3 separate regions of the Mus musculus genome follow, and all the other regions are linked to region 2. The links are chromatin loops, found by intact Hi-C in ENCODE. Cell type or tissue: left cerebral cortex. All regions are shown on one strand. Links, peaks and the distances in the headings refer to the core of each region. The heading gives the core; the rest is flanking DNA.

Region 1 (9,930 bases), core at 1,287-9,286, 160 kb before region 2:
TGGGAAAATTGTACCTGGTACATTTTTTTAAGGAAAAAAAATAAAGAATAAATTCTTGTTTTGAACTTGAAAAAATGATAGCGTTATTATAATTATTATTCTCCCAGATTGTCAAAATAGGGATTGGTAAGTACTCTCTAAGAAAAGCCATAGATATGGAACAGATTCAAAAAATAGGCATATCACTTTAATCACACCCATCTTAATAAGGCTTCCCAGGGACTATCTGTGTGTCGGTCAGGATCTTTAGGAGTGTGTGAAGTGGGAAAGACACATGGAGTATTACACTGTCCCCATTTCACAGATGAAGAAACTAAGTCCCGGGAGAAGATGGGAACAAATGTAGAAAAACATGATCTATTACAACAGCGCACAACAAGCAAACAACCATTAAGGTTCTGTTGTCACAGACCTGAGAAGCAATGGGTTGCCACCAAATTCCAAAGTCCTAACCCTCCAGTCTCCTGTCCACTGCATTTCCCAAGAGGAAGGAAAACAGCGGCCTGTGGAGAGAGACTGCCCCAGTTCAGGCAGAAGGAGGAAGGCCGTAGGGGTATGTCCTCCAGCCTCAGGGAGCTGGGATAGAGAGGCAGACCAGCTGATAAAGCTAAACCAGACCCTGCCAAGTAACGTCTTAAAAATGCAGCAGCGGAGAGAGTAGATTTAGAATGGGAGCGAACCAAGCCATCTAAAAACAGAGCAAATCAATGATGTATTTCTTCTGTGACAAGCCTTCTGAAGGTAAGTCAAAGCTTCAAAACCAAGCGGCCATCCCAGCCACAGGAAGGCTGGGGTGTATTTTATAACTCTCCACAACAATGGTTCTTATCCCTTTTAATGCTGGGACCCTTAGTACAGTTCCTCATGTTGAGGTGATCCCTGATCACAAAATTATTTTATTTGCTACTTCATAACTGTAATTTTGCTACTGTTGTGAATTGGATTATAAATATCCAATACGTGGAATATGCAACTACTGCGAAAGAGTCCGTCTACCCCCAAAGTGGACACAACCCACAAGCTGAGAACCTCTGCTCTACAAATCAAGTATATTATTCTTTACTTTAAGCCTCGAAGATGACAGCTTGGCTTCCTACCAGGGAGACCAAGTAAGTGGTTCTGGGTCCCAATCAGTGAATTCCCAAATAAGAACCGAGAGGAAGGAGCAGAGCGTGGGTCCCTTGATGAAAATAAACAGGAAGTGGGCCGCGCACAGAGAGCCGCCAGCATTACGCAAGTGGCACATCTGGTCCTATACACTCTTTGGAAGGCTGAAGAACAAGTCTTTTGAGAGAGAGGGAGGAAAAAAAATGTCAGTCTGCTTTCCTAGTGACTCCTTCGGAGGCTTTGAATAAAACTGAAGCTGATATTTTCCTTCGAGTAGCTGGCTGCTTAGCTATATGGCAAGTCCCTTCGACTCAGCAGATCTGAAAATAAGAAGTGGAATTCATCATCTCCCTGCAAGCACATTCATCCTCCCCCGGCCCACGTCTCCTCCCATGCAGCTAGTCCTCCAATCCAGAAACCTGGGGCCTCCGTGGGTGCAGCAAACTCATGGTGCTCCCGGGGGTCACTGGGTTCCACGGTATGCAGCCTAAAGTGTTCTCAAGTCTCACCATCTCTCTTCATCTCTGTCACCTAGACAGTTATGGATTCTCCAGGCCCCTATTCCAGAGCCCTCGACTGCCTACACTTTGTCCTGCCCAGACCTTGGCAGCCTGCCTAGCTTACAGCCCTCAGCAACAAGCCACCACACCACATCTCCCCTGCCTCCAGGATCTTACACAGCCCAGTATAAGAGGATACAGAAGGGAGGATACAGAGGGAGACCTGATAAGGACCAGGAGGGATGCAAAGGCTATACCAGCCACCGAACAGGAGCAGACACAAAAGTCCCAAGAAGGTGCCTCTACTCTAAGAGCCTCTTGGCTACCTTTGTCTCTACAGTCAATCTCTCTCTCTCTCTCTCTCTCTCTCTCTCTCTCTCTCTCTCTGTGTGTGTGTGTGTGTGTGTGTGTGTGAGAGAGAGAGAGAGAGAGAGAGAGAGAGAGAGATTTGTATCTCTAATTTGTCATGTTAACCGTTTTTAATTGTACTATATATCTTGGCAAGTTGAATGTTTCTGTGGTTCAGTCCCAGTTACTCAGGAGGCTGAGGCAGGAAAATAGCATAAGTCTAGGAGTGTAGGGTTAGTCTAAGTATTACAGGAAAATATTCACTTTTTTTCCTTTAAAGTCAGGGTCTTATGTAGCCCAGGCTGGCCTTGAATTTACCTTGAATCTCTGATCCTTCTGTCTGCACCTACCTAGTGCCAGGATTAGAGGTGTGAAACCATGCCCAGTTTTAGTTGGTGCTGAGGATCAAATGTAGAGCTTTGTGCATGCTAAGCAGGTATTCTACCTACTGAAATATATTGGAAATCCCAGCCCCGACACTTTGCACAAAGAGATGACTGCACAGCTTGGTGGCATCAGACGTATTCACCTTGTTACACATCGGTATCAGCACCTCTTATCTCTAGAACCTTCTAACCTTGTAGGCTGAAACTGTGTACTTAAACACTAACTCCATCCAGTTCCCTTCAGGTGGCCTCTCGAAGACACCCTTCCAATGCTTTTGAGCATTTGGCCACTTGAACCACCTTATAAAGGGTCTTCAAGTTTGATGTGAGAATTTTCACCCTTTTGGGGGAGAGGGAGACTAGGCAACATCTATCTATCTACCTACCTTCCACATAGGATCCCAAGGACAAAGTTCAGTTCCACCCAACGTCACCCCGAGGAAGCAATGAGTTTATTAGGGTTATTTACAGAGCATGGGTGGGGGGTCCTGGATGGGAGTGTGGGTGACATTAGAGAAGCCACCCAACAGCGATGATGATGTCCCCAAGGCTGAGGTTGGAGCACCTTCCCCTACTCCTTCCTTACCTATATACTCTACCTACCCACTCCTTGAGACCACAGGGCCATGTGCAATTAGGGAAGAATTACATATGACTGATTGGGAGAGATGACTGGATACTCAGGTGAGAGTCCCGTGATTCTCTCCAGCAACAAGCCCAGCTGGGATGATCTTTTGGGAACAGAGCAACCTCCTGAAGGTGGCAGCCTTGTGGCCCAGAGGAGAGACTGTACAGCAAAGCTTCTTCTGTACTGTAGCATGAGTCAGAATGCCACTCCTTCTGAAGGCTGAATAATATTCTATTGCATGTGCATCATACACTTTGCCCAACACCCTTCTTCAAGCATTTGCGTTGTTTTCCACTTTTTGCTACTATGAACAATTTTGTTATGAAAATCAGTTCACAAATATGAGTGTCAATCTTTCAGTTCTTTGGAGGTAACATCCTCAGAAATGATACTGCCAGGTCATCTGGAATAATTACCCTTCAATGCCTTGTCTTTACTGTGACCTTTCGATGACACACCAGAAGAGGGTGTCAGATCCCATTACAGATGGTTGTGAGCCACCACTTGGTTGCTGGGAATTGAACTCAGGACCTCTGGAAGAGCAGCCAGTGCTCTTAATCACAGCGCCCTCTCTCCAGCCCCCACTGTGAGCGCTTATGAGACAAAGAGGGAACCTTGACGTAAATATTTGTTGGGTAGCTATTGTTAGCTCAGTGGAAAGGATTCCATAAGAGCTAAGATAAGGGCTAAGGAGAATAAAGGGAGTCCAGACCCTCATGAGGTTGGCTTTTCGTTATGCTTACAAAGCTGTAGGCCCTGATAAAGGAGAGGTCAGACACAGGGCTTCACATTCAGGCTCCTGTCTTCTAAGTCCTACGTGTGTTCAAGCTCACAGGCTGCAAGGGGCCAACTGAAGGAAAGAATGGGGCGTTACTGCTTAATCTGTACGGCTCAGCTTCTGACACCATTTACGGGAAGGCAATGACTTGAAGATACATCTTTACAACCCAGATGCTAAAATGTTTTTAATGGTGCTCTTGAATGGACTCCTGCTAACTACATGTTACAACACAAGTATACGATACCTTGAAAACATTTGTGCTAAGTGAAAGAACACAGCCTCTACTTGTCATACATACATGATTCCACTTATTTTATCATTTTTTAAAAAAGATCTACTTGCTCTTTTTGCCCCATCTACTGTGAGGATGAAGACCATTCGCAGCAATCAGACTGTGGACATTCCAGAGAATGTCGAAATCACTCTGAAGGGGCGCACAGTCATTGTGAAGGGCCCCAGGGGGACTCTGCGGAGGGACTTCAATCACATCAACGTGGAGCTGAGTCTTCTTGGGAAGAAAAAGAAAAGGCTCTGGGTTGACAAATGGTGGGGTAACAGAAAGGAACTGGCCACCGTCAGGAACATCTGCAGTCATGTTCAGAACATGATCAAAGGTGTCACACTGGGCTTCCGATACAAAATGTGGTTTGTGTATGCTCACTTCCCCATCAACGTCGTCATCCAGGAGAATGGCTCTTTGGTTGAAATCCGAAATTTCTTGGGTGAAAAACTACATCCACAGGGTTTGGATGAGGACAGGTGTTGCTTGTTCTGTCTCTCAAGCCCAGAAGGATGAGTTAATCCTTGAAGGAAATGATATTGAACTTGCTTCAAATTCAGCTGCCCTGATTCAGCAAGCCACAACAGTTAAAAACAAGGATATCAGGAAGTTTTTGGACGGCATCTATGTGTCTGAGAAGGGAACTGTGCAGCAGGCTGACGAGTGAGGAGGCCTCAGTTCCTGGCTCCAGAAACAAGATCCTGATCACAAGAACAATTTGGGTTCTTTTGGGAGAATAAAAGACTTATATATTGAAAAAAAATCTACTTATTTATTTTATTATACAACTGTTCCATTTTCACGCACATCAGAGGAGGGAACCAGATCCCATTACAGATGGTTGTGAGCCACCATGTGGTTGTTGGGAATTGTATTTAGGACCTCTGCTCGCTCCTGCCAAACTCTCTCAGTCCCTGCTTGCTCCAGCCCACAGATTTATTTATTATTATACGTAATTACACTGTAGCTGTCTTCAGACACACCAGAAGAGGGCGTCAGATCTCATTAAGGGTGGCTCAGGGTGGTTGCAGAGAATTGAACTCAGGACCTCTGGAAGAGCAGCTGGTGCTCTTAAGCACTAAGACATTTCTCCAGCCCCCCAAGATTCCACTTACATGAAGAATTCTAAATGCATGCATCTACAGAGAGTAGTTTGTTTAATGGATATTCGTCTGGGAAGATCGGAGATCAGTGTATAGGAGCTAACCAGTACCAGGCTGCCTTGAAGGGCAATACAAATATTCTAGAATTGATTGTGGGGATGATTTTACAACTCTGTGGTAATATTAAAAGCCTCAAAATGGTTCACTTAAAATGGGGGGGTCTATTTCTCGATATAATTGTAACCAAAAAAAAAAAATGATGGCTCTTAGAATGAAGAAAATATAAGAATAGAAAAACGGCAGGGTCGGGGTTTAAAAGAGAGATTGAGTCTGTTAAAGAAGGATCTAGAATGCTTTTGGAGTACACATGAGTGCTATGGATATAGGCTGAAACAGTGTCAGCCATACACGGGGGAGGGGCGAGGAGGGGAGAGGGCGGAGGGGGGGTGGGGGAGGATACGGGCGAGGCTGTCTGTGGAGGCAGCGGCTTATGCAAAGGCCAGGAGGTGGCGGGCGGAGTGAAGCACAGAGAAAGCTAAAGAAAGCAGCTAGGTAGGAGAAAAGCGTTAAAAGGCGGGCTGGCACCCGGAGGTGGGATACTGGAATGTAGTTCTTTGAACACGCCATGAGAAACCTTGCAAGTTCCTCCAAATGCCCATTTTTAAAAACTTTGTCCCCTGCAGTCCACAATGGAAACATGACTAAGGCACTTTCTAGCTTCAGGGCTCCGCTGCCGACCTGCAAGATCCCCTGTGGAACTTGAAGCCAGACGACCCAAAAGGTTACAAAAGCACAGGGCACTGCCCCCGGAAATAGTGTGTTCAACCAGAGGCAGGGAAGAGCTGGCGCGACAGGAAGCCAAGAAATTCCAGAAGCCGCATCTGCAGAGCCAGGAAACAGAAAGAGCTCTGCACCAAGCCACCCTGGAAGAGTAAGACACTCTGCTGACCGACTGGGGATTGAAAACCCAGCAAAACGCCACAAGGAAGGAAAACTGCCTGCCCGGGAAGGGGTGGAAATGTGTCAGGGAAGATTAATGTCCCAGGTGAGGAGCCCGCCAATCAAACAGCAGCACAGACTCCTGTAAATTCATAGCTTGTCCTAGTGCACTCCTGTGATCCCTGAACGCGGGAGGCTGAGGCAGGAGGGTCGGGTTCAAAGCCCGCCTGGGCTGCAGAAAGAGCTGGTGAAAGCTAGTCTAGACCACGTGATTAATTAAATAAAATCCTAAGGCTTGTTAGCTAGAGATTGAGTCTGCCAGTCCTGAAGCAAGCAGCCCGAGGCTGGACCGTGAAAAAATGGCGGGGACAACAAAGTAGGTCAGCTCTGATTTCACAAACCTATCTCCTAGGCAACGCCCAGGCAGTCCAGTCATGGGGACCTGGGCTCTAGATAAGTGCAGACTCGTCATGGATTCTTATTGTAGGAGGAGGATTCCTTGTAGCTCAGTTAAGGAGGGGGCAGGCCGGGAGCTATGGGAGGGCTGCAGAGTGCACCCCAACGAGATGCTTCAGCCTAGTCTGTCTTCAGGCAAGAGTTTATCATCTATACTGATAAACTGAGAAGAAAATGATGCTGATGCTGCTACCCCCACCCACCCCATGTCCCTGTTCGCTCTCCTCCCCTCCCCCACCAGACTGCTCTGCCTTTTCAATTTCCCATAGAGCTGCAGAAGTTTTAAATGGAGTTGATCATTTACTTATTTTGATTAAAAGGAGCAGCAACATCCACTGTCGTCACCTCTAAAAGTTCCGACTCCTTCCCTAAATGTACAGAGAACATAAACACTCATGCCCAGGCCTGAATACTCATTTTCAGTAATAGTGGCTGTGCCACACAACACAGACCCTGTTGCCAAGGAGTAAATAAATAAATAAGCCCTGAACATTGTAGTTAAAACCAGCCAGGTGGTGGTTGCACACACTTTTAATTCCAGTCTTTGGGATGCAGAGGCAAGCAAATCTCTGTAAGTTTGAAGCCAGCCTGATCTAACAGAGTAAGTTCCAGGACAGCCATGTCTTGGTGGGAAAAAACCATCAAACTGAAGTGTTTCTTCACCTGGAATGTGAGCCCACTCAGTGCTACGAAGACTTGGCGGGCCCCCAGTCTCTCACTGTGCCTGTTAGTGGGAGATGATTTGCTGCCGTGTCATGCAGTCTGGCTTCTTCCAAACAAAGCTAGAAATCCTCTCCTTTTGGTTTCTACCTATCTCTTCATAAAGAGCCATCCAGAAATGATGGTGGGGATTGGAGACTCCTGCTTTCTTCTGTACACTCAGCTCTGTTCTTCTCAACCTACGGGCATGGACCTCTGGGCTCTTATTCCATCCCAGGTCACAAGGGTAAGGCACTACAGTGCAAAGAGTCTTAGTCTGGAGGAGATCTGGGGTTTTTAAGTAATCTGAAAACGAAAATGGAGCTGACCATGGGCCTGACTTAGCCCAAGATAGAAAGCACAGTAGTTCACTTTTCAAGGATCCCAATTCTGCAGGACCACTTCAGAAACCCAGATGTTGGAAGGCATTCTGGGCTACTCTTCAAGGGCTGAGTAAAAACTCTGAGAGATTGGCAGAGCTCTAGAAACTCAGCCAGCCTCCCTACCACAGAGGGCCCTCACACACACATACACACAAACAAACACACATGGGCTGGAGAGATGGCTCAGCGGTTAAGAGCATTGACTGTTCTTCCAGAAGTCCTGAATTCAATTCCCAGCAACCACATGGTGGCTCACAACCATCCGTAATGAGATCTGATGCCTTCTTCTGGTGTGTCTGAAGACAGCTACAGTGTACTCATCATATATATATATATATATGTATATATACATATACATATATATATAACAAATAATTAAATCTTTAAAAAAACACACACATACACATATATACACACATACATACATATACATATAGACATAAACACACACATAAGCACACACATATATACAGATACACAGACACACACACATATACACACATAGGCACACACATAAGCACAAACACACCTCTATGCTGCCCAAAGCTACCACATGGCCATTGTTCAAACTGACATGGCTATACTGTCCCCTCCTTCCCACACAAGCCAAGACAATCTTTTTCTCATCACACTAAATATTCCAGTGTGGTCTCAAGCTTTTTATCCTCCCGACTTGGCCTCCTGAGTGCCCAGAGTTATAGGTAAGTGCCACTACCACCAGCTCCCTTCTCTTTTTAAAAATTCCCGAGTATTGGCTGGAACTGCTGCCCCATCCTATATCCACACCCACCAAAACCCTGCCTGCCCTTCAAGGCTGTGTACAGCCCAAAGCCTTCCCTCTGTTTTCAGAAAACAGGGTCCTCTGTCCCCTGAACTGAATGAAGATAAGTCCCATCTCTACATTATTCCATTATACTTACATACTCCATGCTAAGGTTATCTGAATACATGTGTGTTCTCTTAGAATGAGGTCCTGGAGGGCAGTAGTTACACATCATAGCATCCATGCCATCAGCTTTGGCCATATGTCTTATAAATGGACCTTGACCACTACATTCCCCCAAAGACACGGAGATGAGGAAACGAAAGTCGCCTGTCCAGTAATTTCCAGAGGTTTTATGTACATGGACTTTGCACAGTTTCCGGTCACTCTCCATCCAAACGCAAAAGCCAGATCTCAGAAACAGCAGTATCTTCAAGGTCTAAACAAAGCATGCGCTCCGTCTCCCTCGGCATCACGAATCATCCAAGAAGGGCATAAGCCAAGCTATGCCAACCATCCTTCACCATGGAAGATTTTCCTGTAGTACTGATAAAAAGAACTCTTTTAGCTGGACTTGGAATTGGGAGGCTGGACACCCAGAGCCAGCAGCAGCCACCACAGGACAGCAGACAACTGAGAACAAAGGGCAGCACGCCCATGGAATCAGTGACACGGAGCCTTTAGATCCAGAAATGTCACCCATTCTGAGTCACGTTGCCCATCCCATATAGTCAAAAGAACACTGCCTCGTGAACCCCCGACTATTCAGTAACTGTGAGTGGGATGGGCCATCTCATTTCAGTGTGCCATAAAAGAATTAGACAGTGCTACAAACTTGAATGGTAGACAAGGGACTATTTTTAAGACTATTTTAAAGAACATCACAGAATCTTAATAAAAATGTCGCAAATTGTACAGTGTCCCTGAATGATGGTCCTGACAGGTGGACAGAAAGGTCACCAAAGCATGAAGCTCAAAAGGTCAGAATTCGGTGCCGTCCACCTGAGCTCAGGTAGGAATAAGTTCCCTGGTTCTGAGTTATCTATTTCCAGCACGTCTCTATTGCTGCCATTCAGCCAGCCGTAGCTGTTCTTTTTGCTAAATCAATGTTCAGGAAATCCAAATGATAATTTCCCCTTAAAGTTGTATCTAAGGAGAAATACGTTTATCCCATTAATCTTAAAGTGGTGTGAAAGTTCATTCTCATTGTAAACAAATCATTTTCTTCTCTGATTTTATAGTAGTTTGGACTAGTTTGAGCTTTTCTCCTTGCAGCATATGATAAAATTAGATAGGTCAGATCCCAGCTAATGCTAATACTGTGAGCCCTTTATGCCTCAATGCCTTTTATTTATTATTATTTATTTATTTTGGTTTTGTTTTGTTTCTTAGTGTAGCCTTGGCTGTCTGGAACTCACTATATAGACCAGGCTGACTTTGAATTCAGAGATCCACCTGTCTCTACCTCCCGAGTATTGGGATTAAAGGTGTGCACCAGCACTGCCTGACTTATTATTTATTTATTTATTGTTTTGTTTTGTTTGTTTTTTTCGAGAC
Region 2 (9,930 bases), core at 1,274-9,273:
TATAGGCAGTGCTGGCTTTCAACTCTTGATCCTCCTGCCTCAGCCTCCTGGGTGCTCGGATAATAGGCATAAATCGCCACGCCTGGATCAGTTGCTTCTTTTCTCAACCATAATTTATCTACCTAATTTTGGGAGTTTTAAGTATTTTTAAAAATTTTTAGTGGACATAATAAATGTTTTTCAAAAGTGTATATCATAGTACTTTGTTCATATTAACCCCTACCTGTGCGGAGCTGAGGAAGCCCCGAGTGAGTGTGTAAGGAGCTATCGAAATCCTGAGGGAATGTGTATTGTTTGACGTGGGGATGGCACTATCAAAGGCCAATGCCTCAGACCCACAGGAACAGCATTGCCATTGACACACACACACACACACACACACACACACTCTGCCACGATGGAACACCTTTCTCTAGTCTTAGTGTGAATCCGACAGTGGGTACAAGTGTGAGTGTACCAATAGCAACTGCAGCTTCTCTCATGAGAGTTACTTTTCACCTACGGAGACCTCCTACTAGCTAGCCCCTCCCCTGTGCTGCACATAATTATCTCACTGAGGTTCCAGGCCTTGTGTGGTAGTAGGTGTGGCTCCGATGGTGTGCACAGAATACCTGACCCTACCTCTCTGCTAGGGCTTCCATGTAAACTTCTGTCTTCAGGTTTCCATTGCTGTGAACAGACACCATGACCAAGGCAACTCTTATAAAGGACAGCATTTAATTGGGGCTGGCTTACAGTTTCAGAGGGTCTGTCCATTATCATGGCAGAAAGCATAGCAGGGTCCAGGAAGGCATGGCACTGGAAGACCTGAGAGTTCTACCTCTTGATCCACCTGCAGCCAGGAGAGGACTGTCTTCAGGTAACTAGGAGGAGGGTCTCAAAGCCCACCCCCAAAGTGACACGCTTCCACCAATAAGGCCACACCTACTCCAACAAGGCCATCATACCTCCTAATAGTGCCACTCCCTGGGCCAAGCATATTCAAACCACCACAGTGTGTCTGACTGTGTCTTCTCTCCTTGCCCCAGTTAGAACAAGATGCCAGGTCATGTTGAACATGGTGCCAACTTTGTAGTTTTCTTCCTTCCTCCCTATTTTCTTGTCATACACATGCGTGCACACATGCACATATGCACACACACACATTTATATCTAGGGTCACAAACATGAAGAAGCATGGTTTCCTTGGTTTCCTCCCCTCCTTTACCTATCATCTAGCTGCATACCCCTCTCCCTTTTGACCTATTTCTTCCCATTGAGAGGACCCCTACCAATTTCATGTCACATATACTTACTGATTATTAAAGCTAGACTTGCCAGCTGCTCCTGTCGCATTGAGTGGGAACTGTTTTCTAGGTTGATAGGTCAAGTTGTCTAGAAAGATCCCTTTCTTCTTACTTTCAGGGAATGGCGCACGCCTTTAATCCCAGCACTTGGGAGGCAGAGGCAGGCATATGTCTACGAATTTGTGGCAAGTCTGGTCTATATAGCAAATCCCAGGCTACGTAGTCCTACCCTGTCTGTTTTTGTTATGTGTGTACGGGTGTGTATCTGTATGTGAATATATGTCCCTGAGAGCAGAGGCTTTGGATCTGGAGTGGTTGTGAGTTGCCCCAAAGCAGGAGTGCTGGGGGCACCACTTTGGGATTCTCTAGGAGCATTGCGCTTATCATAACTGCTGCACCAGGGTCCCCTGGACTAGGAAATTCAGATATCTGTGCATCACACAAAATGCCAAGCCTGCCTGCAACCTGAGCTGTGGACTCTGCCTAATTATCTTGAAAACATTGACTCCCTTCTCCACAGTGGACAGGAAACCATAAACAATAATCCTCAAAGCAGCTCTAAAGATCTCCTCGTGTGAGCTGATAGAAAGCAGTTAGTGTCCTCCTCCACACCCAGGATGTAGTCATAACTACCAGATGACCCAGTATGGAAGGGGCCGTTGTCTTGGACACCATACCATCTCTGCTCCAGCTAAGCTGGGGTGTGAGGCTCGAGCCAGGCTTTTGGACTACAGTGTATTTCTGACTTGAGGTTTGGGCACTGATGAGCCTCTCTGAGATAGTTCTGCAGCGGGGGGCCTCCACTCAGCTCTCTTCTCACCTGGCATGCGCGAGGCCTCAGGTCCCGCCCCATCACTGCAAAGCCAGGAAGTAAGCAGCCGTGTTCAGTAGAAATAAAATGATCTCACCAATGCGATGCTTCTGTAGCGGGTCTTTGGAATCCAGTGTATACGTTTAATGACCCTCCAACCTCAAGCCAGATTTCATATTCATCAGTAACAAATGATCTTCATTATCATGCCATGAGATTATAGTCAAGGGGCAGATCCAAGTATCCGTTATTCCTAGCTTGCTTTAGAGGTTTTTCAATATGTAGACAGTTACCTACCATAATTTTTCTTAAAACTTGCATCACTGTCATAAGGCTGTTCTCTTTTCTTAAGATTTGATTTGAGCTCAAAGCTAAATGAAATGCAAAGGCCTACTAATCAATAAATTTAATATTTAATGGGAAGATACTTTCCATTGCTTTCATTTTAAATTTGAATATAAATCAATTAAAAGGAAATGAAATTTAAAAGTGAGCATCTTGATCCCACAAGCCTAACCTTAGCCCTAACCCTAACCCTTAACCCTTAACCCTTAACCCTAACCCTGACCCCTAACCCTTAACCCTAACCTCTAACCCTTAGCCCTAACTCTTAACCCTAACCCCCTAACCCCCTAACCCTAACACCTAACCCTTAACCCTAACCCCTAACCCTTAACCTTAACCCCTAACCCTGACCCTGACCCCTAACCCTTAACCCTAACCCCTAACCCTAACCCTGACCCCTAACCCTTAACCCTAACCCCTAACCCTTAACCCTAACCGTGTGTGTGTGTGTGTGTAGGAAGATTTTCTTATTTTTAAATTAATTTATTTATACCCTCAGTCTGCCTTCACAGAGTTCCTCCTTCCATCCCCGCTTTACCTCTGAGAGGGCAGCCCCCACTCCCATTACCCCTAACCCTGGTACATCAAATCTCTGCAAGATTAGGTGCATTTGTTCCCACTGAGGCCAGACATGGCAACCCTCTGCGACATATGTGCCAGAGTCCTTGGACCAGCCTGTGTATGCTCTGAGCCATCAACCAGAGATTTACTTATTTTTATTTTACACATGTGGGCATTTTGTCTGCATGTGTATCTATGTACCATGTGCGTGCAGTGCCCACAGAGGCGAGAAGGGGGCATCATATCTTGTGAGCTGGAGTTGTGAAATGCCACTATGTGCTCTCCCTGCAAGAGCAGCCAATGTTCTTAAGCACTGACCCATGTCTCCTGTCCTCCTCCACAAGCCATGTTTTAAGTACCCTATGGATGCAGAGTGTCGCAGTGTCAGCTGTGACAGATGACATGCAGGTCAAGCTCAGGTTGCTCCTCAAATCTAGCTTGTATTTGGCTAGAATACAAGATCATGGAGACTATGATTCATGAAGGACATCTACCAGACCATAGTCCCTCCTGGCTCTCCTTCATGTTTCCCCCTTTTCTCTTGCCTCTGAGGAAAAAGACCCCTCTCTGATGGGGACAGGAGCTCTGATTGGTGTCATGTGATAACCATTTACCTCTCTGTCACCCGGCAGGTCCATCTCCCATTCGCAGTGGTCGGCAGTACTGAAGAGGTCAAGATTGGCAACAAGATGGCGAAGGCCAGGCAGTACCCTTGGGGTGTGGTGCAGGGTATGTCCTGTCACGGGAGAGGGACGCCATGCCAGTGCCCGTGATGAAGAAATGACAGCCACATTTCTTCCCTGCCCCACGATGTGGAAGAAGGTGTCAACACGGGGCATGTAGGAATGTGTGAGGCTGTCTGCCCCACTTCCCTCACTCCCACTCCCCTCATTGCTTCCTGCAAACCCCCCCCCCCCCACCCCCCAGCTAAGCCACCGTGGATGTGAGGAAGAAAGAAATGGTCATCAGTAGGGCAGGTAGACAGACTGAGAGGCAGCTACAAGCCCCGAGCTGGAGGCGGGCCCTCAAGATGCTGGGCTCTTTAAGAAATTAGTAAAATTAGGAAATGGTTCTTCACAAAGAGTAGCCCTCAGCACCTGTCTCATAGCAAAGCATTAGATAGCTGGGAAGAACTTGTTTCTCTCTCATATCTGGGAAAGTTGTTTTTCCAAGGAAATGCTATTGCAGCAGAAATCTGCTCATTGGGAAGAATGGTGGTATTTAAGCACTGCCTTGCTGGGCTGGCACAGCCTGGAGTGGTAGCCCTGGGGCTGACCTTGGAGCCAGATGTTATTACCCAGATGTTGGGCCATCAGCTGCATCCCAAACCCGGACTCTGCCTCTGCAGGAGAAGACTCACCATTTGGCAGGCAGAATGATTGAAAGCTAAAGGAAAGATTGTGAAGCCCCTCCCTCCGCAGCATCAATTCCGCCACCCTCGCCTGGGCTTCCTTGAGCATGGAGGGAGAAGCTAGCAAGACATCCTCTATGCTTTCTGGACCTTAGATCTTAAGAGGGGTGGCGACACCCCCTCTGGAGCGTCACCCTGCCTCTCAGTGAAGTCACTACTGATGGCCTTCCTCTCCTTTGCTCATTTTTCTTGTAGTTGAGAACGAAAACCACTGTGATTTTGTGAAGCTGCGGGAGATGCTGATCCGAGTGAACATGGAGGACCTGCGAGAGCAGACGCACACTCGCCACTACGAGTTGTATCGGCGCTGCAAGCTTGAGGAGATGGGCTTCAAGGACACGGACCCCGACAGCAAGCCCTTCAGGTATGAGCTACACAGCAGACAGGTGTGTCTGCACCATGGAAAGGGTTGCTGGAGAGCAACTATGTATCTATGAGGCTTTGTTACCTCAGTAGCTTGGCGTGAGGTGAGGTGGGGTTAATCAGCGGGTGTTAGGAAAACCACTTTGTTGCCGGGCAATAACCACTTTGCATTATCATCTTAGCTAGGTGATGCTGTGGATATTGGCATTGCTGCCCGTGTTTACAAGTATTAGCATTCAAAGCGCCGAAAGTGTAAGCAACCTCCTAAAGTCCTAGTAGTTAGGGAAAGGAGGCTGTTCTGAATCCTTGCTTTTTTGGTTCCTGAGCCCTAGCTCCTGACTTTGTGGGGTTTAGTGCCTGTCCCACACCCTCACAGGATGCAGCTGCTGGGTGACATTTGCCCCCATTCATTTGTCTTAAACAGTTTGGACTTTCTAAGGCTCTTAGCTTTTCAGGTATCTTTTCATTATAAAGCATGCAAGGATGTCTGTATGCCTGTGTTTGTGTGTCTGTGTGTGCAAGTGTCTGCCCACAGAGGCCAGAAGAGGGAGTCAGATCCCCTGGTGGTGGGATTATAGGTGAGCCATATGACGATTGTGCTGGGGACCAGACTTGGGTCCCGTGGAAGAGCAACCAGCAGTGTAACCACGTCTCCAGCCCTCAGGTGTTCTTGTTATCTCACTGGTGTACAGCTCGCTCTGACAGAGGGTAGGAAAGGAAAAAGCCTAGGAAATGTATATGATTTCCCACATCACAGATGGATGGACACCCAAAATGTGCCGAGGAGAAAAGTAATTGTGGCTAGAGAGACGACTAAGTGGTTAAGAGCACTGGCTGCTCTTACAGAGAACCTGGGTTTGATTCCCAGCGTCCACATGGTGCCTCAAGGCCAGCTTCAGCCCCACGGGATACGACATTCTCTTCTGGCCTCTTTGGTCACCAGGCACATTTGTGGAGCATAAACATACATTCAGGCAAAACACCCATACATATAAAAATAAATTTTAAAAAACTTTAAAAGGGGAGAGGGGGCTGGAGAGATGGCTTGTGGATTAAGAGCACTGACTGCTTTTCCGAGGTCCTGAGTTCAACTCTCAGCAACTACATGGTGGCTCACAACCATCTGTAATAGGATCGGATGCTCTCTTCTGGTGTGTCTGAAGACAGCTACAGTGTACTCATATACATAAAATAAATAGATAAATCTTAAAAAAAAACACTTTAAAAGTAGGCTCAGGGCAGGGGATAGGGAGGTTGGGGCAGCAATCAGGATGTAAAATGAATAAATTAATTAATGCAGGGGTGGGGAAGGTAGACTCAGCACCCTAGCAATTGTCCTCCTTTCACACCCCACATCCCCCCCCCCCCCCATTGTTGGAGAAAGTTTGGGATGAATGGAAGGATAACTCTGAGTCACTATGGAAGGTTGCCACCTCCTGGTAGAAGAAGGGATTGTCCAGTTTGAGCCCAAGCCATTTCTTAAATAGGAACCTCAGTTGCGCCAATGTGAGGTTTGTCTGGACTCTGAGCCTCTTCTGATTAAAGCCACAGTGCCTTTGAACAACCAGTTTTCCACCTTTTTTGGGTATCCCTAGGACATACTCTGAAATCTACAAGCCGTCGAACTGATGGCTGGCCAAAGAACCTAAGGCTGTCTGTCAGTGCTCACTGAGGCAGTCTCCTCCCAGGCCTGAATGGCCCTTTGGTGGAGGAGTTCTCTCTTGGAATCACTTTGGAGAAAGATCAGTACTTCTGGGCTGATTCCCCGCATGGTACAACTGTGCATTCCCATAATCATGTCTGTGTTTGGTGAGAACAAATGCAAATCTCACACAAAGGACTTCTATCCGAGAGGTTAAGTTCTAATGAACTTAGTATCATTTCATTAAGTCCTGCAGGCTTGTGAAACTATCTCCAACCAGATAGGATGACTCTGTGAAGGTGTAGCAAGTCCGTCTGCACTTGCAATGAATTTCCCAGATGATAACCCCATAAAGTAAGCCCCACTCTAGGCTTATTAAGATAATTAAAAAAAAAACTGTTTTGTTTTGTTTTTTAATAGAGTATTTGTTTCTATGCACAAAAGTGAAACAACAAGCTTTTGTGAAGTTGAATGCATTGGCCAGGACCAGTGTTGAGGAATGCTAAGGAACCCAAGTTCAAGTCCTGACCCTGCCACTACTCGTGTCCTTAACCCCTCTGGGTGAGATCAGGGAACAAATTAGACTTAGCAAGAGGACTTTCTTTAGCGGTTCAGATCTATTGACTGTATAGTCTCGTCACAGCTTTCTCTATAAATGCCTTTGTTCTGAAACAGTTGAGTATGACATTCAGTATGAAACTCAGGCTCTGAGTTCTGCAGAAGGGCAAAGTACAGGATTCAAAATGAAAATTAGACACCTCCCCACACCACTAGAAACTGTACCGTGGCCTGAGCCATCGCGGGTTTCTACCCCAAAGCCCCGGCTTTAGAAGGTGGACTTCTCGCTAAGCCTGTTTGCCCTTTGAAGGGTAGTGGGAGGTGAGGAGTAGATGCCTTCCTCAAGTGACGCCTGACTCAATTGCACGATCTTATCCTGTGGAGGTGAGTGTCACTGTGCCTGAAACCCCTGTGCAGGGGACTGGAGAGCCGTGCCTACCAAGGTCAGCCAGTTGCTGAGGCCAGAATTACAGCTCTGTCTGAGTCCAGCTCCTGTCATTTCACCCGTGATGCTAGGCTGACTTGCTCTTGCACGAAACCTGGCTGATGAGCTGTAGTCCTTCGGCGTTGCCCTATGCTTTTGGACGTGTTTGTCTCTGTCATGTTGGCATAAATAAGAATAAAACTCTTGGTTTGAGCTTCAGTGTGGTAAGCAGCAGTTGAGCTTTTTCTTTTGGAACCAGAGAGGGAGAAGTGGCGTGAAGTGGGATGTACGATGCTGTCTTATGCCCTGTCTTGCTTTGCGGACTCTTAATAGTCTTCAGGAGACCTACGAAGCAAAGAGGAACGAGTTCCTGGGGGAGCTACAGAAGAAAGAGGAGGAGATGAGACAGATGTTCGTCATGAGGGTGAAGGAGAAAGAGGCGGAGCTCAAGGAGGCAGAAAAAGAGGTGAGCTGTCTGTCCTCTAGGAGCGGACGCTGGCATTTTCTCAGCATGCTGCGGTTAGTGAGTCTTCACAGTGGTACAGAGTGCTTCCCCTTCCCCGTTACCACAAGAGCAGCTTCCCCACCAGGCAAGGAATGCTGGCAGATATTCTTGTCCCCATTTAGCAGATGGTAAACTGAGGGCCATAAAGCTGAGTGATTTTTGCAGTAGATAAGGCTAAAACCAGATCTTAGTTCTCTAACTGATCACGTGGTCTTTTCAGCTCTGAGGTTCCTCAGTTTATAAGTCTTCAAATGTGAGATTTTGGGGGTTCAGCCAACTAAACAAGCTAACCAGTGGAGGCTTTGCATTATGGGCTCACCCACACTGCCCTCATTCCAGCGTATTTCCTGCTATCATCTCTTCTCATTCCACCCAGGTCCCCACCTAGGCCAGCCGCACTTCCCTGTGCATTATTCTGCAGAATAATGTTTGCAACTTACTTTAGTTTTTAAAGACTGAGGAAACTTGGGACTGCAGAGATGGCTCAGTCATTAGGACTGCTCTTCCCCAGGACCTGTCTTCAAGTGCCTGTACTCACATGAAGGCTTATAACCATCTGTAACTCCAGGGGATCCAATGGCCTCTGCTGCCCTCCGTGGGTACCAGACACAACGGCGCCCCGACATACATGGAGGCAAAACATATACACATTGAAAATAAATATTTTTAAAGAAGCTAGTAGAACGTAGAGGCCATTTACTCAGAGTGCTTAAAACGGTTGTGCTGTGGAGAAAAGAAAATTGAGTATTATTGGCTGACCTTAACCAAGTTGTGATGAGATAAAATTTGGAATTTGGCAATCCCACCCCCAACCCCTTTCTGTTCCTTTTTCTGACTATTTTGTTGTTTGTTTCAGAAGCCAGAGCCGCACACCTGCATGGTAGACCTTCTACCGCTGAGCTGTGCCCATGATTAGGGATTTTGTTTGCCAAAAGCTAATAATTATTCATTTTATTATTTAAACAGTGTGTTTAACTAAGCTTATATGTACGCATATGTATAGAAAGAGAGGGAATAATATCTGTACATGAACGCTGAATTATCTAAGGCCCAGAAACAAGAATCCACTTTTGTTTCTAGGGTGACTTTGTTATTAGGCTTATGGTTAATTTTTGCCTTCTTTATGCTTTAAGAAAAATATATCACTTAAAATTGTGTGTGTGTGTAGGTCAGAAGACAACTTGCAAAAATCAGTTTTCTCTCCTACCATGTAGGTTTTGGAGATCCAACTTGGGTCAGGGTTGGCAGCAAGCACCTTTACCTACTAAGCCACCTTGCTGGCCATCTATCTTTATGGTTTCAAAAATAACGTGCCTTATTTCACAGTATAGTAGTGTATGCTATTAGTCCTGGTACTCAGGAGGCAGAGGCAGACAGATCTCTGTGAATTTGAAGCCAACCTGTTCTAATGAGTTTAGTGATAGCCAGGGCCGTAGAATCAGAAAACCATAAATAAATAAATAAATGCCTTATTGTCACTAAGTATGCCCAAGGGGGTTCAGCCCTGATGAACTCAAATGACAGAAAATGCTTAGGGCTCAGCATCTGCACCTTCCTCCTCCATAAGCCACCCAGATATGTCAGACTTGAATTAGTTACTGTCCTGTCGCTGTGGAGAGATGCCATGACCATGGCAACTCTTATATCAGACAACATTTAATTGGGGGCTGGCTGACTTACCATTCAGAGGCTTAGCCCATTGTCCTCAGGGAGGGGAGCATGGCGGCAGGCAGGCAGGCAGGCAGGCAGGCAGGCAGGCAGGCAGGCAGGCAGCAGACAGGGTGCTGGTGAGGTAGCTGAGGCTTCTGCATGTGAATCTGCAGGCAGCAGGAAGAGAGGGGCCTGGAAGCCATCCCCAGGGACACTTCCTTCAACAAGGCCACACCTCCTAGTCCTTGTCATGTAGTGCCATGATGGCTCCCTAATGACTAAGAATTCAAATCTATGCGCCTGTGGGGGCCATTGCTTTTCTAACCACCACAAAGCAAGCGCAGATATGGGCTGCATGTTCTGAATCTGCACGG
Region 3 (9,930 bases), core at 1,352-9,351, 120 kb before region 2:
GCCATGATACTTGCTTGTAATACCGCACTTGGGGGAGGGGGCTGAGAGAAGAGGGTCAGGACTTCGAGGCCAGCCTGGGCTACATGAGACATGGTCTCAAAAAAGGGCAGAAAACAAAATCAAAACATAAGTGGGCAATTGTGATAGGGAGCAGTTGTGAGACCTGCACACAGCATCCTGGGAATTCTAGCGAAACAGCCATGCCTACGTATGGAGGCCTTCCTTCCACTTGAATCTTCTTTACGAGTTGTATTTGAGCTGTTCTCTGAGGGATATGAGCAACCTTACTAAGCGGGTTTCCAAGAGGAAGCAATCTAGGACAAGACAGTGAGTGGGCAGGGCCTTGACCTCCCCTCCCCCACGGGTGTGGTGCTATCTTGTGCAGGGTTCACATCCGGGAGAAGCCAGCAGAAGGCTGGAAGAGCATTCCTGCCCAAGTCCTCTCCACCTGGACTTTGCAACCTGAGCAAGAGCCTGAGCTCTTTCACCCTGCCCTGCCCCCACCAGCACTGTGACTGTGTGAGACAGTTCACCCGATGATCACTATAGTGTGGAGCCACACTGAAGCAGACGACAAGAATGTGGAGGAACCAACAAAGCTGGTTTCCTGGGAAGGCCAGTATCATCACTCCTGGACAGAACCAAGCCCAGCTTCTTTTCCCTTCCCCTTCTCTCTGCCTGCCTTCCTCCCTCCCCTCCTCCCACCCCCAACATTTAGTTTTTTAGTTGGTACTCATTCTTGACACATACACCCCTTCTTCCTCCTGCCTATTAGTACAAGCTTCTCTCTGTTGTAATGAGGCTTTGAAAGACAACCTGGGAACAAGTCAAGGTAAAAAACAGCCAAGAGCAAATAGTTTAGGGTTTTAGCTCCTAGTGAAGAGACAGCCTGTCAACCTGTCCCACTCACCTTTAAAAACCCCACAGAGTTGTGCAGAGTATGTGTTGAATAATCTGATCTTGCTTCACAATGTGTTAGATCCACTGGCTCTTAAAAGAAGCTGTTTGCTAGATTATTTTCATAACTGTCTGTTTTGTAAACTTAAATTTACACACACACACACACACACACACACACACACACACACACAGAGTCATTCTTCTCAGGTTTTCTGATTTGATTTCCCAGTTTCTCCCTTTAGGTAGGGGATGAAAAGGCCATTAATTGGAAAAGCTCATAGAATCTATTATTCTGTCTTTTTGGTTATTAAAAATAAATAGGAGGGTGGGCACTTGAATAATACATATAAGGCCCCCAGAGAAATGGAGAGAGATAGACAAGAGAAAGAGACTGATTTCAGCAAAGTTATATAGTTAGATTACAATGAAACAAAAAAGATTGGACAATCACAGACTTCATTATGTAAGAACATCAGCAACGATCAGCTTGACACAATATAATAACAGCTTGATACAATATAATAACATAACAATCAATCTGCTGGTCTTTTAATGCAGGACAATAACAGAAGAATACTTTTTAAAAAAATACAGCATCACACATGAAACTATTTCCATAAAAAAAGTAATCTCTGTTTGATCAATGAACTTTCCAGCCCTCTTTGGATTTACATTCAGAATTTACACATTCTCCTGGGGTCACAGAGTCACCTTCAGCCAGGGACCTGCAAGGATTAGCCTCTTCCTGAGAACCGAACGGGACACTTCCTGTTAGACATTCAGTACTTCAGGGCTAATAGTTAATCTTAATTGGCAAAAAGTTTAGTGCAAATAAAGTTATACTTAGCAGCTTCACAAAGTTCTGATGCTTTTAACACTTACTGCTTCCCCAAAGGGAATCCAGCTCTTTTCCCGAGTACCAACTTTGATCTTCAGACATGTGGAACGCTGTCAGAGATGACCCTGCTTGCTACACATGGAGTTTCCCCCTGCAGGATGAAGAGTTTCAGTCATAACACAGATGAACTAAAATGCGTTTCCTCTTGGAAAGCTCACTTTGAGTTGGTACAAAAACAAACAACAGCAAAAACAAACAGAAAACAAAACCGAGTCTGAGTGTTATCATTTGTCTAGGGAGTGGAGTCACAATCATTCCTGAATGTCACTCATCTGCTTCTCCGGTCAATGGCAATGACACCCCGAGAAGACAGTCATCAGTTTACACCAAGCACTGTAGACGATGCTCGCAGGAAGGTGCAGGACTGAGGAAATCTCTTCAGTCAGATGTTACACTCTCCAGCAACAATTTTATTTCACTGGCTGGACTTGCCAAAAGGCACATAAAGAAAATGAAGGGAAGCCATCTGACTTCAAACTGGTGCTTTCCACTCAGCCAAGATTCATTCTAGAGATGAATAGAAGCCAAAGAACTTCCAGCCAGAGAAGAGTGTGAGTTCCGGCACTTCCATGAATTGCCTCCCTTTGACGCGTCCTTTCCCTTTCTAGTAAGGCCTGGCTGGCACTGCCTCAGAAAATACTGTGCCTTCCTGTGCCCTGACCCCTGGCTGGCTCAGGAGAGAGAGGAACCCTTCGCAGGCTTGAGTGCCTGGATCAGCTTTGGTCCACATTTCACAGTCCAAACATATGAGCCTTCAAGAAATTGAGATGACCCTTGAGGACACCATTTCACTGCTCCTCAATCTTTATCAACTCCTAACAGTTTCTGTTTCCCTTGGGTTCTCTCCACCTACTTAGTAGCTTGGGGAGTGTGTGTGTGTGTGTGTGTGTGTGTGTGTGTGTGTGTGTGCGCGCGCATGCGTGCGCCTCTTGGAGAAAAAAGCCCACCTCAGTCACTATACTCTTCTCTCTCCTTTGAGGTGTGGATTTTCTCATATTGGCTGGCCAATTTCCATTTGTTGTGCTGAGTTTTGAGCAAAGCAGCCAAGGAAGTCTTCCGGGTGACATTTCTAGACACTTCCCGGCTCTTGACCTTCCTGGCTGGGGAAGAGCTTTGGACTAAGGAATAGACAGGGAAGATAGGTTTGCCCCGGGGTGCACCCAGGAGCTGCCACGTTTCCCCAGAGACGTTACTGTTCAGATACTGCCATGGCTTCTTGCCACTGCAGTCCCGAATGTTCACCCGAGAAGCCAGTCTTTGCACTAGCAATTTGATGACTCCCTGGTGCCCGTGAATAGCTGCAAGGTGCAGTGGGGTATAGCCACAACTGGACCTCACATTTACATCTAGTGCAATGCCCGCCTTCTGGGCTCCAGAGACCAAATCCTGAAGGGCACACAGGTCACCATGCTTTGCTATCCAGTGCAAGGCTGTGTACCCAGTCAGGAAGTCTCTGTGCAAAGCCAGCTGGGGGTCCTCCCAGAACAAAGTCAGCACGTGAAGCCAGGAACCACTGGCAAGCCTCACAATCCACTCATGCTCCCTGGTGTCTAGAGGGACAAGGGGGGACCTGTGCTCAGAAGGTCTGTGGGGTATCAAGGCTGCAGATCCATCCCTGCTTGGGATCCATGAAGAGTGTGGCTGACTGGCCACAGCATTAGCATCTGCCAATTTCTGTACCAAAACAGCATCCACCCTTGGGCTGGGCAGGGCTCCTGCCTTGGAAGGTTTCCTGGACCGAGGTGGGCGCCGACTCCTTTTCCACAAGTCCTCATCAGGATGCTCCTCGTCTGAGGAAGAAGGAGATTTGGTTCTTCCTGTTCGAGAGCTCCTCCTGACAGACCTTCGGAACTTGAGGGCAGGGAAGGGCTCTTGGGGGTGGTCTCCAAGGCTTTTAGCCACTGTTGGGACCTTCCGAAAACTGGGCGCATTCCCTCTATATCCGAGGTCCCGCCGGATCAGGCAAGGGCTGTCGTTTGGTGGCAAAAACAGATCCTCAACTGGATCCCTGAGCTCCCCCCAGGAGGAAGTTCTCAAGACAGGTTGCAGCCCCTCTTCGGGGGTTCCGGGAGATTCTTTGGGTCCACTGCTGCTCTCCTCACTTCCATGGCTCTCTTGCTCCACAAAGTCATTCAGATCCTGGAGGGACAGCTGACAACGAATGCTTCGAAAGACGGTAGATGGAGCGTTCCCTGGCCAGGATTCTGAGGACTCATCGAGAACCACGGGAAGGAGAGAATGAAAAGACAGAGCGGGCTCTGGCAGCGCCGAGCTGGTCTCCGAGACCCCAAAGGCGGTTTCTGAAGGTAGCTGGAGGAAGTTGTCTGGCAACACCGACCAGGCGCGAGTGGGCGCCTGGATCTCGGGCTCAGGCACCTGCAGGTATCTGGCTACCCACTCTTGAGTGCGCTGGTGCTGTTGCTGCAGCTGCTGGGTTGAATGGTTCGGGGAGCCGGCGGTAAACAGCTCCAGTGGCTCTCTGGAGGGCGCCGGGTGGGGCGGGAGAGCAGGCGGGGACGTCGGGCTGCCAGCAGCCTCGACGGCGGTCGGAGGCCAGACAGGCGGTACAGATCCAGGCGCGTGCTCGGCGGCCTCTCCTTCCCTCAGCCACCCCGGAGCTCCGAGGTCATCCCGGGCAGGTGCAGCGCGCTCCGGCTTCTCGCAGGCGACTGCAGGGTCTCCGAGATCTTCTGGCAGCGGCTGTCCGGTGGACTGTCCCCAGCCGTTCTGCTGGCACTCCCAGCAGCAGCGTCCTCGCGTCCCCACAGCCGCACACCTGCCTCTGGCTTGAGCAGCCTCTGGCTCCGGTGTCCTCTGGTTCGGGCTGTCCTCCGGGCTGGGGTCTGGCCCGGCCACCTTCTGCGCGCTGCCACCTACGTCCACCTGGGTCCCCGCACCTGCCGGCGGCTTCTGCGGCTCCGGGTCACGGCGGCGGTGGCCCCGCGGCTTTCCATCTACAGGGCCCGGTCGCTGCAGGCCCTCCTCCCCCAGTAGGTCCCTGTACCTCCTCTTGAGCACCACGTACTTGGTGCCGTCGGGGTCCTGGCGCACTGCGGCCACCGAGTTCACGAAGCCCTTGAAGCGCTCGCGACGCTCCTGCAGCTGGCCTGGAGACACGTGAGGGTCGCGCAGGAAGCTCTTGAAGTGGCTCAGCAGCTCTGCGTTACGCACTCGGCCCCCGGCCTGGCACAGAAAGTCCAGCAGTGCCTCCTGGCTCAGCTCTCCGGCCATCGCTGCTGGGTCCTTAGTCCCTGGGGCGGCTGCGTCTCGAGCTCCCAGCGCACTTCCCCTTCGACCGAAACCCAGGCCTGGAGAGTGTCACCTGCGCCCAGGGTGGCGCCACCCGCCTCCATCAGCCGCGGAGGCCGGCGCCGCCCGCATCCCCAGGGCGCTCCAGGAGGGCCGAGGGTCCCTAGGGGCGGGTGCCCAGGCAGAGTCCCCGCGCGCAACCCTGGTGGCAGGGGGCGGCTCCTGGGCCGCCCCTGAACGACGCTGGCCTGTCGCAGCGAGTCCCCGCAGCGAAAGTTCCCGGGATAGGTCGGAGTCGGTTTCACCTGCGCTCTGGCTACGCCTCCTCCTGGGCTCTGGGGGAAGGGCTCAGCCCGCCTCCAGTACCTCCGCCTTCTGAAGTATCCCCCAACCCCCGCCACCCGTCCGGGGTGAGTCAGGCTGGTCACAGTCGCGGGCAGCGTGGGAGGTGAGGCCGAGGGCGAACTGAGCCGGAGGGGAACAGCTCTCCCGGGCGCGCAGCTACCCCGAGGCCTGGGAGATGTCAGGCAGGTAGGCGACTGGCTGTCCCTCAGAGTGCCCGCCAGGCTAGAAACTAAAGCAGAGGGAGGTCGACTAGGTCCCTCTCTCCCCGCGGCACGAGTTACAGCTAGAGTCTTCACGGGTCAGGGTCCAATAGATTGGCTCCCCGCTGTTTCTCTTTATTAGCTCGGTCTGGGGAGGGGCTCGGGGTTCCCAATTGCAGAATCCGGCGGGATCCGGAAAAAAAAAACCCACCGAGATCCAAACCAAATCTCTTTTAGTTTGTCGATAACAAGATACTGAGAAGGCGGCTCCCAGGACATTCTCTTCAAGGAGTTCAGACACACCTGCCTAAGTCTGTACTGAGAGCGAAATCACTCTGAAAGCTACAGACGAAGGTTGGGTTTTGCCTTTCATTTTCCGGCATCATTGTCTTATATTACAATGCTCAGTGCCAGAGGTGTTGGGGGAGGATTCGCTATCAGAGAGGTCATTTCCTAGGAAGCCAAAATCCAGAGGAATTATCTCCTTAGCTAAGGTATTTGATACCCAGAGTTATTTTTTTTTAATTTAGTCTAAGATTTGTGAAGAGAAGAGATTCGCTCCATCTGTTTCATGTTGACTTCTTTGTGAAGTCTTTGCTTTGAGAATGCAAGTTTTCCTCCACACATTTAAAATGTTGAAATCGCGACGAGGATTTGATTCCACCCCAGGAAAGGGGACGCTAGACTCTCTTGGTCTGTTGAAGGGCTGCTGAGTCCACCCTGATTCAAGTTTTTCTTTAGCCCCCTTTGAAGAGGGAAGAGTTAAGCCACAGCAGCACACTTCATCCATAAAGCCCTACATTTCTGTCTGGTCTGGGTGACTCTCTTTCTTCTTTATCTTGAGTTGATTTGCATACTGTCAACAGTACCTATCTCTTGTAGCCTCAAGCCCCTTTGTCTTCTGCACAGCCTCGTTGCAGCCTTCCCTCCCCACCTTCCCTAACAGCCACCCCAAATGTCTGTGTCTCTGCAGCCTCCCATGACTGCCACGTTTCTAGCGATAAATTCTCTATTTTCTCCTCTCCTTTTACTTCACTTTACAGTTCCAGATTTTTCACTAAGAATATCTCGAGTATGTTGGTCCTGCAACTGTCAACAATGTTTTGGTATGGTCACCCTCCATCCCCCTACCCCAGCATTGGGGGATCAAACTCAGGTACTCATTTGTGCTAGGCAAGCCCTCTGTCACTGCCACTGATCAGTTGACAGTCTGTCAGATAGGCCACACCAGCAGTGTTTCATTTAAATCCCAACAGAACCCTGGTACTTTTCCATGAAGGACTTGGACTCCTTGGCTTTAAATTATCTAGGTCAGAAAGAAGGACTGTTTCTGTCTATTTGGGGCAGTTTCTAGAATTGAAACCTAGTAGTGGGTTGGCATGGAGGAGCTGTTCCCACTCCATATAACTTTGACGCCTTAAAGTAGTTATTGAAACAAATGTTTTTATATGAAACTTCAGCTCGTGCTTGTATTTATTTACTGGTGTTGAGTCTCTCAGTGAGATTCACAAGTGTGGGAGGCAGAGTCCAAATGGAAACCTCAGATGGGCAAGTCAGGAGAATCCCTCTTTGGTGCCTTGCACAAGTACATATGTTGAGTTGTACAAGTGACCAAGAGGCAGAATGGGACCGTGACTTGCTGTACTTTAAGAGGAGAGAAAGGGGAGGGACCGATGCCAAAGGTTTTGACACCATTCACCTTCAATTAAGGGTTGAATTACTAGGTCTACAATTGTTTTGATGTGTGGATACCCAAGTGGTTTGGTGTCCTCTTGCTTGTCCTAGGGTAAGGGGATGGTTAGGTGGAAGGTTCTACATCTTATATAAGGGATACCTTCTTGCTTCCCTCATATTTAGCTCATTATTTTCAAAGGTTTTTTATTTTTATTTATTTTTGCTACATTGCTGGGCATTGCTAGAAATAGGTATATATAAAGAAGAACGTCTGTTAGAGAACTCTGTTGGTAACAAAAGACCAGAGAAATGGCATGGGTTAGCATGCTACTTGATTTAGGAATCACACATAAACTTAGGACTTTAGGATGGCACAGACCATGAGCTGGGGTCCCCGGGTGCATGAAGGAAGAGCTAAGGCTCAGCTCAGAGTGAGGAGGACTTTGCATTTTTAAAAAAGTGAGGCCATTAGGGCAGAAGACACTTCTGTGCAGAGGGCTCCTGCTTCACTTAAGTATTTTGGGGAGCTAGCTGAAAATATAGCTCCTTGGTTTTAAGGTAGAGGAGTGCAGTTGTGTAGAGGAAGGGTTAGGGAGAAGGGACTAAAGAGCCCCTCTCCCCAAGCCAGAGCCTTTTAAGAATTTCCCAGAGAATCTCAACCAGATAAGATTTGCACTTGAGAAACATCTGGGGGTAAATGCTGACTTAGGGTTATGGGTAAAAAGAATATGTATCAGAGTGGGTGGAAAAGAACATAAACACAGCAGTGTTGTATATAACAACATCCAAGACTGCATTTCTATTTCGGAGATATTAAAATGTAAAAAGAAGTACCTCTTAAAATACAGGAATTGCAAAATAATACATACATACATACATACATACATACATACATACATACGTGCATACACAATGCTGGGAGTGGTGGTATGTGTCTTTGATCCCTGCACTCAGAAGGAAGAGGCAGATGCATCTCTATGAATTAATTCCAGGCCAGCCTGGAATACATAGCAGAATTTAAGACATGCCAGGGCTACAAAATGGAACCCTACCCCTTCCACTCCCCCAAAAGAGCAATTGATGGATATTACATGTCTGTGTACTGGGGCTCAGATAGGACTGCCTGAGAGTAATGCAACTTGAGTGCTTCCACTAGCCAACTAGCCTCCTAACTACTGGACTATATGAGACTATGTTACTCTTTCTTTTGAAAAGACACTTAAGAACAAAGTAACAAGACTGTATAGGGTGGTACAACTCATTTATCCAGGGGGCCACGAACAGGAGAATTGTGAATGGAAACCATCTTGAGTTAAACAGCAAGAGCACATCTCCAAAAGAAAAAAAAAAAAAGAATGTGAGAGGAAAGGGGAGGTGAAGCTTCAACCGGAGGAAGAGTCCGGGCGCTACTGAGAGGATGCACGAAAGAGGCTTAAAAAAAAAAAAAAAAAAAAAAAAAAAGGTTTGAGTTCAGCAGAAGCTGAGAAAGGGAGATGAACAGATGGATTCAAGAGATATTTAGAAGGTGAATTCAATAGGACCTGGCACCAGCGTCAGCCCGGGGATGAGGACCAGCTTGGCAAGCTCCTGAGCAGCTGAGAGAGGTTTGGCATCATCTCTTCCTCCATTGGAGAGAAAATAGAGAATACGTAGTTTGTGGGAATACATAAAGATGGGACATTCAACTTGGGGCATATGAAATTTGAAGGGCTATAAAAATAGAGATATCTAGAAGATAGCTGGCAATATAATTTTGGGTCGCCAAAGGCATGCCATTCTCATCTACAAATGGTCATTACAGCACAGGAGAGGACGTTTCTTTAAAAAAAAATGTACAGGAAGGAGAGCAAGTACAAGAGACCAAAATGGCAATTTCCAGAGAGAAAGAGGAAAGGCCACCTATGGGGACTTGGAAAGGACCCCAAGAGGAACACCTGCGTCTCAGAAGAGCAGGATCAAGAGGGACAGCTTTCTAGAGACACTGCCAAGGCTGATAAGAAGGAAAACAGAACCAGAGCTGGCAGGTCACCGGGGCTGATCTGGAACAGTGTCAGAACAGTAGCAGGCACTGAATCCAGTCCTGAGGGGCGGCTGGGGGAGAGAGTGTAGGGAGAAGACTCAGCCACTCACCCCTAGATATCGATGTAGATACAGAGAATACCTTCAAACTATGGAAGTGAGTGTTCTTCTTTTAGGGCAGGATATGATCTTGCATGTGTGCTGAGGGAAACAAGCCAAGGAAAGCGAAGTGAGGAGCCAGAGCGGAGTGAAAAGTGGATACAGGAGGAGGTAAGGGGTGGCCTGGAAGCCCAGAGTTCAGGGAGAGGAGTGAACTCCCCCGTGAAGACAAGGGATGGCTCAATGCTAGAGCCTTCACCTGGCACGCACAGAGCCTTTGGCTCCATCCTCAGCACTGGAGAAAAAGAGAAGAAGAGAAAAGAAAAAGGAAAGAAGAGAAAAGAAAAGGAGCGAAAAGAAGAGAAAAGAAAAGAGAAACAGAAGGGAAGTGGTATTGCATTTGGGGGCTGGAAATGAAGCTTATTTGGTAGAGAGCTTGCTTAGCATGCACAGAAGGGTTCATACCCAGCCCTATATGATCCAGGAATAAAATTGGCATGGCACACGCCTGTAACCTTGGCACTGTGAGGGTGGAGATAGAAGGGT

Evidence for each region. Hi-C counts contacts between places; a loop is a spot of excess contacts. Peaks named below come from ENCODE experiments on the same cell type or tissue, not always from the same donor. Only the 100,000 strongest peaks of a DNase experiment are listed, where the experiment ranks them.
Region 1: a loop joins it to region 2, with 2.8 times the contacts of the local background. A loop is called at or near these places in 12 of 42 quality-filtered maps.
Region 3: a loop joins it to region 2, with 3 times the contacts of the local background. A loop is called at or near these places in 7 of 42 quality-filtered maps.

Annotation. Positions count from the first base shown.
Region 1 is chr5:92,999,713-93,009,642 of GRCm38, forward strand. It overlaps Gm36764 (a long non-coding RNA gene), which reads right to left and starts at 9,355. Exons shown (of 3, transcript XR_880434.2): 1 at 8,531-9,355. It also overlaps the pseudogene Gm6450. In left cerebral cortex, for the core only: CTCF peaks have their summits at 3,090 (motif pointing right) and 5,007 (motif pointing right); DNase peaks (open chromatin) are centred at 1,426, 2,270, 3,154, 4,613 and 4 more places; H3K4me3 peaks cover 695 bases; H3K27ac peaks cover 5,786 bases.
Region 2 is chr5:93,157,515-93,167,444 of GRCm38, forward strand. It overlaps Septin11 (septin 11), which reads left to right. Exons shown (of 10, transcript NM_001009818.2): 6 at 3,636-3,732; 7 at 4,610-4,778; 8 at 7,735-7,867. Among named protein-coding and RNA genes, the nearest start is that of Ccni, 44 kb to the right of the region's middle. In left cerebral cortex, for the core only: CTCF peaks have their summits at 5,348 (motif pointing right), 6,245 (motif pointing left), 8,473 and 8,679; a DNase peak (open chromatin) is centred at 6,235.
Region 3 is chr5:93,039,830-93,049,759 of GRCm38, forward strand. It overlaps Sowahb (sosondowah ankyrin repeat domain family member B), which reads right to left and starts at 5,193. Exons shown (of 1, transcript NM_175270.4): 1 at 1,294-5,193. The coding sequence starts at 5,029. The coding sequence ends at 2,747. It overlaps Gm52780 (a long non-coding RNA gene), which reads left to right. Exons shown (of 3, transcript XR_003955751.1): 3 at 386-1,053. In left cerebral cortex, for the core only: a CTCF peak has its summit at 5,382; DNase peaks (open chromatin) are centred at 2,319, 3,038, 3,524, 3,803 and 7 more places; H3K4me3 peaks cover 4,765 bases; H3K27ac peaks cover 3,853 bases.